Regions from separate parts of the Homo sapiens genome. Here region 1 is linked to region 2. Evidence: chromatin contacts called from ENCODE Hi-C data. All regions are on one chromosome and are shown on one strand. The core of a region is the stretch at or near the end of the contact, and the rest is flanking DNA. Distances in the headings are between cores, read along the strand shown.

What was found. A loop is a pair of places that touch in the nucleus more often than their neighbours do.
Region 1: a loop to region 2 is called in a map of endothelial cell of hepatic sinusoid, with 5 times the contacts of the local background. The contact joins two enhancer-like sites. A Hi-C loop is called at or near these places in 1 of 168 maps with a recorded cell type or tissue (endothelial cell of hepatic sinusoid).

Annotation. Positions count from the first base shown.
Region 1 is chr1:115,809,874-115,812,761 of GRCh38, reverse strand. No RefSeq gene overlaps it. Among named protein-coding and RNA genes, the nearest start is that of NHLH2, 30 kb to the left of the region's middle. Within about 2 kb of position 1,446, at least 4 of the 41 ENCODE cell types and tissues checked have a DNase peak (open chromatin) inside an H3K27ac peak, as active enhancers do.
Region 2 is chr1:115,752,791-115,755,490 of GRCh38, reverse strand. The region is part of intron 1 of CASQ2 (calsequestrin 2); the gene reads left to right. Among named protein-coding and RNA genes, the nearest start is that of CASQ2, 15 kb to the left of the region's middle. Within about 2 kb of position 1,415, at least 6 of the 41 ENCODE cell types and tissues checked have a DNase peak (open chromatin) inside an H3K27ac peak, as active enhancers do.

The sequences.
Region 1 (2,888 bases), core at 197-2,696, 57 kb before region 2:
CGCCTGTAGTCCCAGCTACTCGGGAGGCTGAAGCAGGAGAATGGCGTGAACCCAGGAGGTGGAGCTTGCAGTGAGCCGAGATAGTGCCACTGCACTCCAGTCTGGGCGGCAGAGCGAGACTCCGTCTCAAAAAAAAAAAAAAAAAAAACAATTTCTCGAGATCTCAGCTCTTTGAGAAAGTGCATATGATGAGTTGGTGACCCATTGCATTTTTTGATCTATTTCATCAAAAGACTTAGGTTGTTTATCACAGTATTTCAGATGGTTACAGTTATGAGACTGGGTGTACACAATTACCAACCATAATGATATTTATATATACATTTCACTTTTTGACCTATTTCTTTATGAATACAGTTGTCTGCTCATCACGATGTGACTGTCAGTATACCTGAGTAGTTATGATTGCAAAAATGTATTACTTTTATCTATTTTATTGTATAAAGTGGCCTGTGAGTGTTCTGTCATTTTTATATGTATCTCAAATAAAATATCTTTAAACTAATTTTAAAATTACTTTTCCCAGAATTGTAATTTTGTGATTTTGATTTTTGGGGATTTCAACATGTGGGATTATCACATTTGAGATTGTGTCTTTTGGGATTATGATTGGCTCTTGGTGCAAAGAAACAACAGACAGAAACAACAAGCTCTATACTGAGATCTACAAGCAATTTGGATTGTCAAAGGCAATCTTGAGAGGCAGAGGAGACAAGAGGCTGGAGTAGGGGCAAGAGAATGTTCCATTCAGAGTCATGGAGCTTGGATTTCATCCTACAGGCCATGGGGAGCCACTGAAGGGGAGACTTAGTTTCATTAAAGCTCACTCTGACTGTAGTGGGATGACAGTGGGCCAGGAGGCTGGGGAGGAGCCTGCTGCAATGGTACAAGTGAAGGATGACGTTGATCTGGACTAGGTAATGCTGGCAGAGGCTCAGAGGAAGGGCAGGTCTGAGTAATGTTTAAGGGTGAAATGGGTAGCACTTAGGAGTGATGCTCGGTGGGGACAAAGGGTTGAGGCCCCTTGAGGATGACTCATCCTTGAAGGAATCCCCCAGCAGGTTTCCCACTCTCAGCAGTAGCATAGGTAGTGTGGACACTATCAACCCTTATGCCCAGCACAGATGGTCTGACCAAATGCTCATGGTTACCAAAACACTGCTATTGTGGGGAGCTGAGTCTCTATGCAGAAAGGCTTCAGTCCTGAGGCCACTGGCCAGAAAAAGTCCCTCTGCCTCCAAACTACCCCTTCTTGCTGGGAAGGAAAGTGTTAGCTCAGGAGATCTGAGTTGCTCAAACCCTATACATTCCCAAGAAAGGCCTGATTTCCGCAATGGCCCTTGGCCAGTTTCCGGGAGATAAGCTCTGAGTCCCTGGATATTCTGCCTGATAAGGGACATTTTGTTTGCTTGAGGCCTTGGGTCACATGTTACCAGTTGGATCAGATTGTGCTAACAATGTGACTTGTGGCAAACACTTGCTTTTGGTCTAGGAGTGCTGGAGTCTGAGTAGCTGAAACCAGTCACACAGGTACAGCATGCCTACATGACAGATCCCCAATAAAAACTCTAGACACCAAGGCTTGGGTGAGCTTCCTTAGTTGGCAACACTTTATATGTGTTATCACACACTGAGGCTGAGAGGATTAAATACATCCTGTGCAGCTCTATTGGGAGGGAACATCTGGAAGCTTGCACCTGGTTTCTCCTGGACTTTGCCCCATGTATCTTTTCCCTTTGCTAATTTTAATCTATATCCTTTTGCTGGAATAACCTGTAACCATCAGTACAACAGCTTTCTGAGTCCTGTGAATCTCTCTAATGAATTGTCAATGAAACCTTGAGCGCCTGGGGACCCCTGACACACACCCAACTCTGGAGTGACAGAAGAAGGGACTGTTGGGAAAGCATGCAGCCAGAACCTGGCATTTCACCACAGAGTAGGTTCTGTGCAAACAACATAAGTGGGGCACTTATGTATTGCACAGAACAGATGGGCAGGAATGAACACTTGCAGAAAACACTGGGAGGATGTTTCCCAGCTTATCCAGAGTCCAAGGCCACTCCGCTCTTCTCCAAGTGGCCTTGGTGGTCTTGCTTTTGTCCAACACAGCACTTCACCTTTTAATTTTCAGCTTTTCCAAAAAGTCTAATTGTCCTTCTTCAACTCTCCAGCTTATTTCTTTTGCCAGATAGTCATGTCCAAACTGGGTACAGAACTGTAGGCAATTTTCAGATACTGTAAAGTAGAATTTACACTGAACAACAGTTGCAAGAATCTACAGTATGTCCTAGAAATGCAATACATTGCTGTGCCGGCAACTTATAGGTTATTTGAATAACATGCTGTAAACAGCTGGTAAATTAAACTTCTCAGCAATGGGTATAATCCATAGCCAGAAAACCTGAGGTTTGATTTTATGCAAATACAAGCTTTTTGTGCACAATCTTACACCTTACTTTTATCACTTTGTCAGCTGGTTTATAAAACATAAGATACATTTAATAAGTGGTGCCCACCTCCTCTACACTTTTTCCAGACGAGGACTTAGATTAATAGGTATTTCTGCTCATTATGTAGTCCAAGCCCATTCTTGTTTTTAATGACAAGCCTAGGCACTATGAACATTTTACATTCCAGTAAACATGATGACATCCTTGTATATATTTGGAAAGCCTCTCTGAGTTCTCCCCACAACCAAGTGTAACAGCACATGTAACAGCATACTCCCTTCCCCTGGCCCTGCCACTTCCTGGCTTGGTTTTCCCTTCATTATCTCCCACTCTCCACTACTGTTGGGGCCCTCAGTTCTGCACCTAGGTTAGTGGCAAGCAAGACAGGAATTTCTTCATTGTTTATGACCTCGTAGAGGCAGTGTTCTATGCAGA
Region 2 (2,700 bases), core at 166-2,665:
GGCCTCTCCATGAGAGGAAGCACCTCACCCCCTTTTTAAAATGAGGTGTACCAACCTCCACTGAAGGTTAGTTTAAAAAGGGATGATCTCTCTGGCTCCAGAAAGCACTGAGTATCATGTGAAACTTTTTCCCAAGGAGAGTTTGAGGGAGGGACTACCAGAGGAGGTCAGGGCCTGGGCTTCCAGACTGCATTTTCACAGGCTCTGGGGCACAGAATTCTGTTGAGAAAAATTGGTAAAGGGCATGGCCTTGCCCCATGTCAGTCAAATTCACTCTTTAAAAATTCCATTGCAATAATATTTTTAGATAAAACAAAACAAACCTGGCCTTCAGGGACAGCTTCCCTCATTCTGTCAGTTTGGACATGGCAAAATGCTACGCAATAAAAGATTGTGATTTTGTGTTAGAGACTGGAAGAGCCACAGCTCTCAATGTGTGGGCCCGAGACTGGCAGCCTCAGCAGCACCTGGGACCCTGGCAGAAATGCAAATTCTTGGGTCCCATCCCAGACCTGCTGAATCAGAAACTCTGGGGTGGGCCCAGCAATCTCTTTTTACTGGCTGCCCCTCCAGGGAATGCTGATGTGCACCCAGGTTCTAAAACCACTGACTTAGTGTAGTGGGGTTTGCCCTGTAGTTAATTGGTAGGGAACTTTCACTACGTACTTGTATACATGATACTCCTGTGAGATTGGATCTCTAAGGAAATTGAAGATCAGTTAAGTTGTGACTTGCCCAGAGTCTCACAGCTGATAAGTTGCAAAGCCAGGATTTGGGCCCAGGTCCCTCAGAGGCCCAGGTATAGGAACAAAAGGTAACAGATGAAAGTTCGGGCTCTGGAGCCAGAGTGTCAGGGTTGAGATCCTAGCTGGGTCACTTAAGCTCTGTGTGTCCCCAGGCAAGTTGGTTAACCACTCTGTGCCTCTATTTCCTCATCTGCAAGCCTCTACCTCATGAGGGTTTTGTAGAGATTCAATAAGATAATTCTTGTAAGGCAGTTGGAGCAATAGCTGGCATATAGTAAACACCCAGTAAGTGCTTTTTTAAAAATTGTTGTTGTTATATAGCCTCTCAGAATTGTGGGGTGGAAAAAATACATAGCATCTTCCCTTGGGTCTTTTCCTTGGCATTGACCAACGTGATAGTCCAAAATGCCAATAAAAACAATCAACAGCCTCTCTCTCCCCGAAGGCTCTTTCAGAGGCCACCTATTCCAGCCCTAAAGAGGCCCCCGATACTCGCTTGAACCCCATAAAATAGCCGTCCCTTCATTGAGCCAGCCTCCTTCGTGAACACATCACATGCCAACTGCCCAGCTATACATAGCTCAGGCCTACTTTGAGGGCGGCAGAAAGTGACAGGAGATTACCGGAGAGAAACGTCGGCTCTCTGGTTTCAGGGAAGGACACACAGTTGTTGAATTGCTTGACATGTTGCCAGATGGCATGAGGGACAGTGGGTACAAACAGCCGTTTGGCTCTTGGCTTACATGAAAAGAGCAGGGTTACAGCCAGGGTGTTTTTAATGACTGGCCTGAGGGACATTCACTTGGAGCAGAGATCTGTGACATTTTCCCCGAGGCTCAACTTTTTTTTTTTCAGATTCTTGGCCCTGCAGAAAGTAATCCCCACCCACCTCCCTTCAACAAGTAACCACCTCCTTTTTCTTTATGACCCTCCACCTCCCCACCTTCCCTCTGACTGTGTAGTAAATTAGTCTTTCTCCTCTACAAAGACAGTTCTTGGGAAATGGTACAAATATAACTTTCTTCCTGTCTTTCCCTGGGTTAGAGCTGGTAAGTCCTATGAAGAGACTGGATTGGGTGGGGTCTTTATGGAGGTATTGGATGTGCTGCCCTGGGAGCCCCAGCGGCAGTCACGCAGCACAGGGCGCCCCTCTCGCCTCTGTGTGACACCTTGAATAAGCGAGACACACCTGCTCTAACATGTCTTTGCCACCCACCCAGCAGTTTAACTCCCAGTGCTTGGCTTCTGTCTCAGCTCTTCTCTAAAAGGTCACCCGTGACTTACCAGTCCTGAGATGAGAGGCCTCATGGGGGTCCTACCCCTCCTTGACTCCCTGCAACATTTGATATGACCACCCGCTCCTTTGTGACTCTGGAGTCACTACACCAGGATCCTTTCTCTCCCCGCACTTCTCCCATAGCTCCGCTCTGCCTCCAGGGTAGGCTTCTTTCTCTTCCTTCTGAGACAGCCAGCCCTTGACCCTGTGGCTTTCTTTCATACTCGTCTCCCAAAGATGTCACCTGTCCTCAAGCCTTGACCTCTCACGCAGGACCTCTCCCCCGAGCCCTAGATCAGCACCTCCGGGTCTGGGCTGGACTGCCGTGACTGTGAACTCTCTGGGTCTGAATCCATGCTGAGAAGCTTCCCCAGTTCTGTCATGCCCTCCTGCCATCACTGTGTGTCCTCCACTTTGTTTCCTCATGGGAGACCCTCAAACTATTTTGCCTCCTCCCTCTTCTTTGATCTCTCTCCCTTTTCTCTCCAAAACCAAGGAAGACTTACCAGGTCTGACTGATTCTCAACTTGTAGCACCACCTGCACGTGTCACTTTTTCTCCCACTGACACTGTCTTGGTCTGAGATCAGAGACATCTCTCACACAGACTAGGACATCAGCCTCCCAACTGGTGGCCTTTCCTTTCCACTCTCCTTTCTGTCTGCTCTACGCACTCAGA